3 separate regions of the Homo sapiens genome follow, and all the other regions are linked to region 1. The links are chromatin contacts, found by Hi-C or POLR2A ChIA-PET in ENCODE. All regions are on one chromosome and are shown on one strand. The core of a region is the stretch at or near the end of the contact, and the rest is flanking DNA. Distances in the headings are between cores, read along the strand shown.

The links. A loop is a pair of places that touch in the nucleus more often than their neighbours do. ChIA-PET counts read pairs that join two places held with the same protein, here RNA polymerase II (POLR2A). Pooled maps may share reads with other maps.
Region 2: a map of K562 shows a loop between it and region 1 (3-fold over the local background). The contact joins two enhancer-like sites. A Hi-C loop is called at or near these places in 2 of 168 maps with a recorded cell type or tissue (IMR-90 and K562) and 6 of 50 pooled maps. POLR2A ChIA-PET finds 5 or more read pairs at or near these places in 1 of 52 experiments (AG04450).
Region 3: a loop to region 1 is called in a pooled map of heart right ventricle, with 3 times the contacts of the local background. The contact joins the promoter of MAMDC2-AS1 here to the enhancer-like site in region 1. A Hi-C loop is called at or near these places in 1 of 168 maps with a recorded cell type or tissue (sigmoid colon) and 4 of 50 pooled maps. POLR2A ChIA-PET finds 5 or more read pairs at or near these places in 1 of 52 experiments (H1).

The regions. Positions count from the first base shown.
Region 1 is chr9:70,605,386-70,609,698 of GRCh38, reverse strand. All of the region lies in intron 19 of TRPM3 (transient receptor potential cation channel subfamily M member 3), which reads left to right. LOC107984011 (a long non-coding RNA gene) reads right to left here. Exons shown (of 3, transcript XR_007061572.1): 3 at 1,427-2,641. Among named protein-coding and RNA genes, the nearest start is that of KLF9, 190 kb to the right of the region's middle. Within about 2 kb of position 1,583, at least 8 of the 41 ENCODE cell types and tissues checked have a DNase peak (open chromatin) inside an H3K27ac peak, as active enhancers do.
Region 2 is chr9:70,226,059-70,230,876 of GRCh38, reverse strand. It overlaps SMC5-DT (SMC5 divergent transcript), which reads left to right. Exons shown (of 4, transcript NR_039990.1): 3 at 1,488-1,663. MAMDC2 (MAM domain containing 2) reads right to left here. Exons shown (of 14, transcript NM_153267.5): 14 at 3,905-4,818. Among named protein-coding and RNA genes, the nearest start is that of SMC5-DT, 30 kb to the left of the region's middle. Within about 2 kb of position 1,649, at least 6 of the 41 ENCODE cell types and tissues checked have a DNase peak (open chromatin) inside an H3K27ac peak, as active enhancers do.
Region 3 is chr9:70,174,224-70,178,525 of GRCh38, reverse strand. It overlaps MAMDC2-AS1 (MAMDC2 antisense RNA 1), which reads left to right and starts at 2,638. Exons shown (of 4, transcript NR_040076.1): 1 at 2,638-2,771. The region is part of intron 11 of MAMDC2 (MAM domain containing 2); the gene reads right to left.

The DNA.
Region 1 (4,313 bases), core at 334-2,833:
ACTTAACATTGACTTTAAAGCTGGGTTTCTCTACTTCAGTGCTATTGACATTTAGGGCAGGATAATTCTTCATTGTGGGGGGCTGTCCCCAACAGGTAGCATGTTTTACAGCATCCCTGGCCTCTACTCAGTGGCAACTCTTCATCCCCCAAGTATGACAATCAAAATGTCTCCAGACATTGCTAAATGTTCCCTTGTGGGATAAAATTGCCACCATTCGGAAACTACCACTTTAAAGTGTGGTCTTGAGAAAAGATAGGATATTATCGAAATGTAAATATTAGATGTTTTCAGTGAGGTAAAAATTCAAATTTATCAATGTTAGGAAAAGAGAAAAATTCTCTCCCCCCAAAAATAACTGAGGCATGCAAAAATCGTTTCTATTCATATATTTTATACAGCTCTATATTATTTTTAACCTTGCAGAAAACAGCTTAGTGGTGACAAGCATGGACTTTGGAATCAGACAGCCTGGGTGGGAATCCCATCTGCACCTCTTACCATGTGCCCTCAAACAACTTAATTTCCCCTTCTGTCCACAGTTTTCTTAAGATGCCAATAATAGTAGTTCCGATTTTATAGGATTTAATCAAGATTAAATGTGTTAAAACATGTAAAGCACTTAGAACAGTTCCTTGACATATAAGTACAATGTAACTGTGACTATTGTTTCTTCTAGGCTATTCACGTTGCCCAGCAATAGATAATCAGTGTTGTGTTCATACATCCACTCAACAAAAATAATATCTTTCTTTTATTGAGCACCTACTAAGTTTGAGGCAATGTTCTAGGTACTATTATTTAAGTACTCTTTGTAATCCTAACAACTATTTTATCAAGATAATATTTATTTATTTAGGAGACAAACTCTTACTCTGTCACCTAGGCTGGAGTGCAGTGGTACAATCTTGGCTCACTGCAACCTCCATCTCCTGGATTCAAGTGAGTCTCATGTCTCAGCCTCCCGAGTAGCTGGGATTACAGGTGTTCACCACCACACCTGGCTAATTAATTTTTGTATTTTTAGTAGAGATGGGGTTTTGCCACGTTGGCCAGGCTGGTCTTGAACTGCTGGCCTCAAGCTATGGGCCTGCCTCAGCCTACCAAAGTGCTGGGATTACAGGCAATAACCACTGCGCCCAGCCCGAGATAATATTTTTGCAGCTATTTCACACCCAGGTCTGTCCTTCCTTTTATATTATGATTCCCCAACTGTTAGCTTAGAACAGGGCTTGGCAAACTACAGCTTTTGAGCCAAATTCAACCCATGGCCTGTGATTGTGGCCTGCGAACTGAGAATGGTTTTTACATTTTTAATAAAATTTGAAAAGGAATACTTGAAACACATATTCAAATTTTAGTGTCCATAAATAATTGGAACACAGGCAGACTCTTGATTTCTGTTAAAAGAAAAACTTGAGCCGAATAAATTTAAAGGAGTTTAATTGAGCAAATGAACGATTCGTGAATTGGGCAGTCTTCCAAGCCAGAGTAGGCTCAGAGACTCTGGCAGGGCCACGTGGTGGAAGATTTATGGACAGAAAAAGGGAAGTGGCATACAGAAAACGGAAGTGAGGTACAGAAACAGCTGGATTGGTTACAGCTCAGCGTTTGCCTTATTTGAACACAGTTTGAGCAGTTGGCTACATTTGATTGACCGAAACTCGGTGATTGGTCTTGTTACACCTTCATTTGTTATAGTTCACAATGTACAGAGAAAACTTCAGGCCGAACTTAAGGAGGCAGCTTTAGGCTAAATCTCATTTACCATTAGCAATAGGCTGACTGACTGCTTTTGTGCTACCACATCAAGTTGATGAGTAGTGAGAGACAGAGAGAGACTATCGGTTCTACAAAGCCTTAAAAGTTAACCAGTTGGCCATTTGCAGAAAAAGTTTACAGACTCCCGAGAGCAGAAATCAGTAGAAATAATAGTATCAATATCTCTAAAACGTCCATGATGACAAGGGAGTTTTGTTAGAAATGCAAATTTCTAGCCCCATCATAGACCCATGGAATCCAGTCTTCAGGAAGGAGCCTAAGAGGCTGTGTTAGTTTAACCAGCTTCCCAGGCGAATCTTATGATTGGAGACACTTGAGACACGCTGCTTTGCTTATGTCATTGGCAGCTTGTTGGGAGGCTGCCTCTTTGGCGGGGGGTGGTGGGGCCTGTGTGTCCAGCACACTTCTGCGTGGCTGACTGGATTGGCCTCAGCAAACCCATCAGACTGGATCCCCCAGATCTGTTCAATTGTGTTTACATGATTCTCCAAAATTCATCTTCACATATTGACAAAGCCCAGGCCTCGAGGAAGTGACTGGAAATAAGGTATGCCAGTCTTTTGAATCACCAGACATGCTTAACAGTACAATTCAATTTCAGATTGAAGGTCCCATGTGCTTTGGGCTGTGTTTTTCTCTGTAAGAGTATTTCTCACCAGATTTTCAAAAATGGTCTCTCCTACTCTCCCAAGTTTCTGAAAGGTAGGACACACTTCATTTCCATATAACCTCACTTCTGCATCGTAGCAAGTTTCTCTAGGAGCAGATTGGGTCCTCTTCTGGTCCAAGAAGAAAGGAGGCAGGGGTCCAACTGGCTCCTAGACCCTGCTTGTTTTGAGAGCCTATTTCAGGTATCCATCTGGAGAGGATTCAAATTCAAGGTGTGAAGTGGCTGCAGGTCAGAGGACACAGTGTGTGCTCTGAGTTTCTCTAGTAGTGACCAACTCTATCCTCTACAAGACCATGTGCCCCTCTGCTCTCCAGAGGTAGTAGAAAAAGGCCCAGGAAGAAGTGAGGAAGAGCAAAGCCCCACCAGGGATCCATAGCAAACTGTGTCAGGCTTTAGTGCTTGTGTTTGATAGTTAGTTTAAGAAGCATGAATCTTAGTTAATGGAAAATGCATAGAAAGAATATATGTTAATAAAATACAAATTCTTAGAGTTCTCCTACTGACTTACTTAAATAAGACTCACAGGTTCAAAAGCTTGGAAATTCTACATACAGGTTGCTAAACCTTACAGAGTATACATATATATATATATATACACACACACACACACACACACAATTAAAGCATGTCATGTCAAGATAATCTACAGCAAGGCTGCATGAATGTTGGTGAGTTCTATGATAGGCTGCTTCCAGGACAGCAGCCAGTCCTCTGTTATGCCATCTAAACATAAGACCCTATTTTCAGAAGTCTGTATTTTGAGAGTTGTCCCAAAATATTATATTATAGCTTGACTATGGGAAAAGTTCATTATAGAATAACTGTGATGTAAAAAACAGGCAGGGGCTAAAAATGATGAAAGTGGAGGAAACATAACCAATAATGAGGGCAATTTAAAAAAAAAGAAGAGAGGTGTGAACAGTTAATTGGGGATCAAAGGGAAGTAAGGACTAAGGGAAGAGGAGACAAAAAGAATAACAGAATAATATCAGCCAGCATTTATTGGGCCTCTACAGTGTGTTGGGAGATACAGACAGACAGATAGATAGATATATAGATCCCCAGTCATTATAAAGGCCCTATAAGGAAAGTGGAAGTGATCCCATGTTACAGAATGGAGGCCCAGGCAGGTTAACATTACAAAAGGTGATACAGCTAGGAAGTATGTGAGCTGAGATTTAAATCCAAGCTTCACTGATATCTATGCCTACCTTCCTTCCACTGAACACATTAGACTTGTATTCAGAGGACAGATGTAGGTTCAAGGAGTTACTTAAGCATTAAAATAGGTTTAAGGAGTTACTTAAGTATTAAAATGCAGAGGTTCTGGAAGAATGTGCATGTCACTAGGCCTACATATGACAAGAGAAGATAATGCTTTGGAATGTTTTGCAATCATTTGGGCAAAATGATAAAACCAGGGCAGTTAACAATATTCATTTCACCTACAAGTGATGGAATTTGACCCAACTAAGAGAAGGAAGCAACAAGGAGAGGGAAAGAGTTCAAGTCAGAAGGAGGCTGAGAGTATATTTTAGAGTTTTAACCACTAAAGTCCTTTTTTTGTTTTTTGCAGTCTGTACTCACAGGACTACAGAATTAATGCCAGTGTATAATAATGGTAAACGGAAACCATATGAACCAAGTTCCATTTTGAACTGATTTTTAAACAGCGTCCTACACAATTTTAAGTAAACTCCTTCATGAGAAGTTTTCATGATTTGCCAATGCTCCTGAAGATGGGGAGGGGTAGGAACTTAGGCATAGGTTGAAATGATAGGCCCCTGGGGGTGGGGGTGGGGGTGTGCCAGCACAAACCATGCATGTAGAGAGTGAGCCCAGATATCCAGCTCTCATAAGT
Region 2 (4,818 bases), core at 400-2,899, 380 kb after region 1:
TCTTGGGCTTATTTGTGAAGTCTCTGTTCTATCCTCCCCACCCTTGGCAGGCTCTTTTCTGATCCCTTTATGGCTTAAGAGCCTAAGCCCCCAGGTTACCAAGACTGACAACCTCCCTCCAGGTAGCTATAGCGTCAGCTTATGTACTTATATCTCTGCTTTTCAGTTCTCTTTTTCAAAGCAGAGGAGGGGTTGCAGAGGGTGTCTGGACATTTCCCTTACTTTCCTACCAGCTTAGGTATTCATTTACAATAAAGGTCGTCAAATTTCACCAAGAATTTTTAAATGTTTTGTCTTGTGTGTGTATGTGTACACATGTATATAGGGGAATGGGGCAGCGTTTAGATAATTTATTTTGCCACATAGAATACCTTCATGTTCTTAAGCATATAAATCTTGCCATGTTTGTTAATTTTTTGAATAAGCAATATGTTTATATGATATCAATAGGTATACATTGTGATGTTTCACTCACCTGCCTTTATGTATCTGTTTTCCATTTCCCCCCACCCTTTCTTGCCATATTTTTTTAATAGTCAGTGGGGTTTTTGATTTGGGTTCGAATTCACCGTGTATTTTTAAATATACAAGTATTCACGGTGCAGCCTGGTTCGTTTATGAAATGTTAGAGGCTGGGATTATCTGGGGAGAGTAATGTCCAGACAAATATATTAAAATGACCAGTGAAATTGTGATGGATCAAAGAGCACCATTATATTCCTTGTGATTTTTGAAACCTACATGCATGTTTGTACTAAACGAAATGCTTTTACTAAGCATTTGTTTATTTAATCCAGAAATCTTTGTTGAGTATGCTAGGCAGTGGGGGTACAAAACTGAGTAAGTGAGCATTCTTGAGGAGATAAACAAGAAGTTAGCTTTAGCAATGGTACATTTTGCTAGGGGCAAGTGGGATTTTGCTAGGGGCAAGTGGGATTTTGCTAGGGGCAAGTGGAGTGGGAAGAACACAGGGGAAAGCATTACCCAGCTACTAGTCAAAATGAGTTGTACTGTGAGTAATAAAGAAAAAGATGATAAAATGACAAGATTATATGTTTGCTTTATCCTTAAGATGGCGCTGTAAACTCACAATTCCTTCGTAGAAAAAGAATACATAAAAATCACCATATTTATCTGAAATTTCACTGAAACCTTATAAACTGGAATGGCTTCTGTGTGTCTGAGACTGTTGTAGGTGCTCATATTATTCTCGTTTAATCTTTGCAGCAACCTAAGAAGCAGGAATAAGTCTTTGCCCCATTTTGCAGACTAAGAAAAGGAGTCAGAGAGGGTGTAAATGACTTGCCTTCAGTCACGTAGCTTGTAAGTGGCAGACCCGAGATTTAAACAGACAGCATAAATCCAGAAACAGGGTCCTTAATCACTGTGCCATATTACCTCTTTATAGTAATCCATATGTTGAAAATGCAGTGTCATTAGAATTATTAGTTACAAAAACTCAGGGTTTTTTTTTTTTTTTTTTCCAGTTCTGGTTAAATCACACAAGTCCCTGGCATGAGACCAAGAAGTCACAGAGCCCAGGTCTTAGCCCTCAGAGTGTGAGAGAAGACATGAAGGCATCAGGGACACTGTGCGAGTGGGCACTGCTGCTTTCCACTGCTCTCCCTAGACTGCAGCCAGGAGGCTGCCTCTGCCCTGCCAGGTCAGATTCCCCCAAGAGGCCCTCCCATAGCACCCTGGGCATATGGCCGTTTTGTACTTAGCACTCCGAACTGTGTTGACTGGTTTCTCTCTCTCTCCCTCACTAATCTGTGAGCATTTTTGTAACCTCCATGCTCCGTACAATGCCTGGAGCATAGATTTCTCAAGAAATCTTTGTTGAACCTTTTCTTCCTCCATATTAAACCAGACCTTGCATCACAGGCACTATTTTCTCAGTATTCAGTCCTTCACTCCCTTCTATACACAAATAATCTCCATCCTAGACAGGAAATTATAGGAGAGAAGGCAATCTGTGTGAGAAAGCAATTTCTATTTGAAGCACTTGTGTGTTTAGGTGCTGCTGAGAATTGCAATAAAAGCCAACACTGGGCTTAAATTGTTAAGCAGTATCTGTTAGCTAGCATTTCTTCTCCCTGGGCATTTCTAAACCTGAGAAACCTATAATGTGCTTACTGTCCTTCCATGTATTCATCCATGTGAAATATAGTTAAAATGAAGGTGAAATATAGTTGAAATGAATGCCAAAGGCAACTTGGAAAGGGAAAAGAAGCATCAAACAATCGAATTTTGTCGAAGAAGCATAAATGAGGGAAGGGGAGTTAAGCAGCTCACTTTCCACCTCCTTTTTTTCTCTTAGATTAACTTCAGGTTGTTTCTTAGCAACAACTGGTAAGAATTACCTCCTTTTCTGCTCTAAGCCAATATCCAGTACCCCAACCCCCACCCTCTTTTCCCCCAATTTCCAAAGTTGGCATCCCTAGTAGGATTCCCAGTTTAGCAACCTTAGAGGCAATTTTGGTAGCCAATAAATCCTGTTGAAAGAGGGAAACTTGGAATCTTTGCCTAGAGTGTAAATTGACATTGAGGATGGAGCTGGTAGGAGAGCTGGCACGTTCAGGAGGTGACCTTGTAAGGATAAAAACACAGCTGTGTCAGCGAAACAGACTCTTTGAACAATGTCTGAAAATAGTATTCAACAAATGTTAGCTGTGATTATTACTATGGATTTATGTTACCAGCAAGGAGGCTGGTGAATGACTTTATTCACTCACCACATATTATAACCCCCTTACTAGGTACCAGATACTGTGTTGAGTCCTGAATATGCAATCTTCACTCCTTAATTCAGCAAATACAGTAATTCAGCAAATAACAGTATTTTTATTATAGAAAAATATTTAATTTGTATTCTTGTAGTTTGAGACAGTATCGCAAAGTCCGTTTTCAGTCAAGCTTATATGATTGGGAAAAAATATTACCTCCACAGGGTCCTGCCTGAAATTTAACATCATCAATGGCAATATCACTTCTTATTGATAGCTCTGGACAGGAATAATGCTTTGGAGGAATTATGATGCCTAGCCTAGTACGCAGCTGAATAGGTCAACATCTTGAAATCTTCCTTCCCCAATGTTTCAGCTCTGTTTAGGGATTTCCTCCACTATAGGCAGTTAATCATAAATAGAAAGAATTTCATTTGCAAAATTTTGTTTTATTATAAAATTTTATTTTCTCCATAAACTTCAGAATATTTATTTTGTGTAGCTGAGAATTTTTTGTTTTCTTTGCATTCAGAAAGATAATGCTCTTAATAGATTAATTTATGAGTTTGGACACTCTTGAGTGGGAAACCCTCCCAACTTCAAGAAAACAATGGACTTTTGGCTAAAGTAGTAAAGAGGTATGAGCCTTTGAATCAGACCAGACTCTTAAATTCCTCCATTTAACAGATACAAAATCTTGAGTAATTTCTTCACTCTTTTGAGACTCTGTTTCCTTATCTGTGAAAGAGCTAAAATATTTCCATCTCACAGAAGTGGGAAAGACATTCATTCATTCAAGTATTTTTTTGTTGCACACTTACTATACCAGACACTTTCTGGGTACTGAGAATACAAAAGTAAACAAAACAGCAAGAAATGTTGTACTCCATGTTAGGATATAGAGTTTACATTCTAATGAGATAAAAAATTGAGATTGTCTATGTGAAATAAAGCATGCTATAAAAATTATTGTATCAGTGGAGTAAAAAGAGGTAAGGGAAAATTAAGAGAAAAAAGTAATAATTATTATATTAATGTATAGAGTGCTTATGTCACTAATAAAAAGGCTTAAGCATTTTGTTGTGGCAGAGTAGAGATTCAAATTAGAATCTGCAGTGTTGTAGTGAAGATACTCTGATAAAGACAAATAATGTAGAAATGAGTTAATTGCTAGTGAAAAGATTTTCAAATTATTTTTATTAGGTAATTTTATAATTTCATAGCAGCTGTTAGGATACACAAACATATATATACAATTTTCTAAACAAGTAAATAAAAGCAGTTTAGTATATCTGCCTGAATTCATATTATTCAAAATCTTACCAAAATATTTATTATAAAAATCAGTAAAATTGTTTAACACATTTATAAAAGTTGCTGGGTATGTATACATAAACATTTTAAGCTTGCTTTACAAAAAAAAGTTAAATTTCTATCCATGTGCTCATAGTGACTTCAAAGGTAGTTCAAAGGGGGAATAAAGAAGGTAGCATTGCCTTGTAATACAGCATTAATTAATACTGACTTACCCTTGGACATTCATGAAAGATCCTTTGTTATCACATATGGTGAAAATATTAAAAATTAATACTCCATTTCTATGAATAAAACATAGAAAATAAGACTTTATTTTTCCAGACTAACTCATTAGCATGAAAGACTGCATTCATTCTGCAGATATTACTGACACCCCGTATTATTTACTTTAAAAATATTTATGATACTTAAAATTCAAAAGGAAACCTGCAAGACCTATTTTTCTCCCAATACATTCACTGAATGCAGATTTAAATGAGTGCATCTCATTTTGATTGTGCCCTTTGTGTACTTTAAAATGACTACAATATAGTACATTTGTATTTTTAACTGGTACCAAAATTAAGATGAATGATCTATGCAAAACCAGTAGCCTGTATTTCTAGTAACAGTTGTCATATGCAAAAAGAAAAAAAGAGCCCTGAGTCAGTATGTTTTTGCAAAAGTAATGAAGGAGGGTGCTCTAAAGTCATTTTATAACTTATAAAATTGTTAAGACTGTCCAGTATTCATTTGCTTTGTTTTCATTTTGATTGAAGAGAGGTATGGTTTTCGT
Region 3 (4,302 bases), core at 1,389-3,888, 430 kb after region 1:
TGCCATGGTTTGGATGTATCCCCCAAAACTCATGAGTTGGAAACTTGATTCCCCAATGCAGTGGTGTCGAAAGGTAGGGCTTAATGGGAGATGTTTGGGTCATGGGGGCACTGCCCTTGTTAATGGATTAATGCCATTATCATGGGAGTAGGTTCCTTGTTAAAGGATGAGTTTGGTTCCCTCTTGCTCTTTCCCTTACCCTCTCTCTGCCCCTTCCACCATGGGATGATGTAGCAAGATGGCTCTCACTAGATATCAGAACCTTGATCTTAGACTTTGCAGCCCCTAGAACTGTAAGGATATAAGTTTCCATTCTATATAAATTGCTCAGTTCAGCCATTCTGTTATAGCAGCACAAAATGGATTGAGACAGTAACCCTTGTCACATTGCAATCTGAGTGCCAATACATCAGCCACATTGAGCTCACACCATTAGAGGCTAGGACAAAGGAAAACCACTCTTTTGTGGGGTGTAGGATACATAATAAGTGTGTGGCCTACAGCCCTGGGGTTACACTGACAACATTGTTATACAGACACTAGAAATAGATCAGAAAAAGTTTAGATGTTTTCTGCTGGATCAATTTCTAGGAATGTTCCAAAATACCAATCATTGTATTTTCTAGGAGAAGACACTCTGCTTTGGTGTGAAGGGTCTTTGGTTTATGAAAAACTGTGCTTTTCACATATAAGTTGTCACAGCTGTTCCAGGCCATGTGTGGTCTCTTAGTAGCATGTAGGTTTGGAAACCCTAGTGAGGCAGTGTAGGCAGAATATATAGCCATTAGAACCAGACAAATGTGAGATTAAGTCTTTGCTCCACCAGTTACTGCTCCACCAGTAAGTGCTGGCCCTGGAAAGGCACTTAACTTCCCTAAACTTCAGCTTCCTCCTGCAAAACGTGGGAACTTTCACTTACCTTACAGGTTGTGGAAAGGATGTTGAGGTTCCTAGCGCAGTGCCTACACGTGGTAAATGTCCAATATAGTAGTGCCCCCTTTATCTGTTTTTGCCTTCCATGGTTTCGGTTACCCACAGTCAGCTGTGGCCCAAAAATATTACATGGAAAGTTCCAGAAATAAACAATTCATAAGTTTTAAACTATGTTCTGTTGTGAGTAGCATGATGAAATCTTCCACTGTTCCACTCTGTCCCAAGCAGAACACAAATCATCTCTTTGTCCAATGTCTCCATGCTGTCTACACTCTCTGCCTGTGAGTCACTTAGCCATCTTTGTTATCAGACTGACTGTCACAGTATCACAGATCTTGTGTCCAAGTAACCTTTATTTTATTTAATTATGGCCCCAAAGTGCAAGAGTAGTGATGCTGACAGTTTAGATATGGCAAAGAGAAGCCATAAAGTGCTTCAAGTGAAAAGGTGAAAGGTTGTGACTTAACAAGGAAAGGAAAAATCTGAGGTTGCTGAGATCTACAGTAGGAACAAATCTTCTGTCTGTGAAATTGAGAACAATATATTGTAATTATTCTATTATTGGTCATTGTTAGTGTCTTATTGTGCCTAATTTATAGATTAAGCTTTATTATAGGTATGTATGTATGAGAAAAATATATTGTATATAGGGTTTAATACTGCCTTTGGTTTCAGGCATCCACTAGGCATCGAGGAACATATGCCCTGCAGATAAGGGGGAACTACTGTAAATAATCACTGATATTATATTTCCCTAGAAAATTAGTTATTAAAGTAATTTCAAGAACAAGAACAAAACACCTTCAACCTAATGCTATATTTGTAGGTACCCTGGGCACAGTGTAGCAAAACTTGTTTTTCTTATTTACATTGTTGTACATGGGAATAAAAAGATATAAGTGGTAAAAGAGTTAGTTAGAAAAGTGGAAGGTGTCTTGAGAAATTTTTGAAAATCTATATTGAAGCAAATGAAACAGAGAATAAAGAAGGCAGGCCCTAGAAAAAATTTACTTTAAAAATCAGAATTTTCTGTGTTGTGCACCAGAGAGTTTTATTTAATATGTCAAATATTCACTCAAAATAAATGTTGAACACACTAAGTTTGTGCATTCAAAATTTTCCACAATATATTCATATAATAACATGCACTCTATTTTTGCTATGAAGTATAACCCGAGGCAGCTGAAGCATCTTTCAAAGTTTTTAAGAAGACAAAGCAAACACAACCAAATTATTTTCTTTAGACAAAGCAATACTATGTTAGCTAAAGTGTGTCCACATAACCCAGAAATAATGTAAATACAGGAGTAGAATTAGGAGCAATTTAATATCTACTATATGTGCTTTTGTTAGATTTTCATAGACTGTGTATTTATGAGGAGAAGGTAGGACATGGTCTACTAGTCAAGCAAGCTCAGACTATAACATTATTTTAGCATAATGACATGAGGAGCAGGACAGGGCTTGGTTGTCAGCCATTTAACTTAAGAGTTTACCCTGTTCCTTCAATGTTCAACCCATTGCCCTAAATCCTGGGAGTGGGTTCAATTGTGTCTTCTCCAAAGAGGTATGTTGAAGCCCTAACCCACGTACTAGAATGTGACTGTATTTGGAGATAGAACCTTTTAGGAGGTAATTAAGTCACAATGGGATTGTTAGGGTGGGCTGTAATTCATTATGACTGGTGAACTTACAAGAAGATACATATCGGGGGTGCACTGGCACAGAGGAAAGGCCATGTGAAGCAAGAAGGCAGCCATCTGCAAGCCAAGGAGAGAAATTTCAGAAGGAACCAACCCTACCGACATCTTGATCTTGGACTTTAAGCTGCCAGACCTGTGAGAAAACAAATTTCTAATGTTTAAGCCACCCAGTCTGGGATATTTTGTTATGGAAGCCCTGGCAAACTACAGTAGTTCCCCCTTATCCTTGAGGGATATGTTCTAAGATCCCTGGTGGATGCCTGAAACTGCTGATACTACTGAACCCTATGTATACTATATATTTTTTCCTATACATACATACTTATGATGAAGTTTAATTTATAAATTAGGCCAAGTAAGAGATTAACAAGGAATAATAAAATAAGACAATTATAACAATATGCTAGCATCACTACCCTTACACTTTGCCATTTTTCAGTAGAATAAGGGTTTCTTGAACACAAGCAAGGTTTTATCAGGCTACTCAGAACGTTGCTCTTTCTCTTATACTCATCTAATCCATCATGAAATTCTGTGGCTTGGCTTTCAAAATATATCCAGGATTTGACCACTTATCACCACCCTCATTGCTAATACACAGTTCAATCCATGGTTGCTGGTCAAATGTGCCATCATAGTCAAATCCACTATCATAGTCAAATTTACCATCATTGTTCACCTGGGTTATGTGCAGTAGCCTCTAACAGGGCTCTTTGATTTCACCCTTGCTTCATTTGCACGCCTAGTCTTTCCTCAACACAGTAGCCAGAGCAATCCTTATAAAATTAGATCAGATCGCTTCTCTCCTAAGTTCAACACTCTCTAGTGACTTTCCATTTGAAATAAAGTAAAATCCAAAGTCCTGGCTGGGCACAGTGGCTCATGCCTATAATCCCAGCACTTTGGGAGGCCAAGGTGGATGGATCACCTGAGGTCAGGAGTTCAAGACCAGTCTGACCAACACGGCAAAACCCTGTCTCTACTAAAAAATACAAAAATGAGTGAGCATGGTGGCGGGCACCTGTAATCCCAGCTAGTCGGGAGCCTGAGGCAGGGAGAATTGCTTGAACCCGGGAGGTGGAAGTTGCAGTGAGCTGAGATCACACCACAGCACTCCAGCCTGGGCGACACAGCAAGACTCTATCTCGGAAAAAAAAAAAAAAATCCAAAGCCCTTCTAATTAATTACAAGGTCCTCCATGAGCTGGCCTACCATTATTTCTCTGGGTCATTTCCTAGCACTGTCTCCCTAGCTCACTAGGCTATAGCTAAACCAGCCGCCTTGCTGTTCCTAGGACACACTGAGCATGCTTTCACTTATGGGGCTTTGCAATGGCTGTCCCCTCTACCTGGAACATTGCTTTCCAGATATGCTCTTGGTGAGCTACCTCAACTCTTTTCAAGGCTACCTTCCAATGGGCTTCGTTGTGACTCTTCTATTTACATTAGTTAACTCCACCCACATTCTCCTCTCGATTCCCTAACTCCCTCACCTGCTCCATTTTTATTTCTGTAGCAATTATCGCCTTTTAAAATACTGCATAATTATAATTAAGCTTAATATTTCTTGTCTGTCTCCTCTACTAGAAGTTCCGTGAGGGTAAATGCTTGTCTGTTTTGTTCATCTGTGTTTCATGAGTACCTAAAACAGTACCTGGCACATAGTA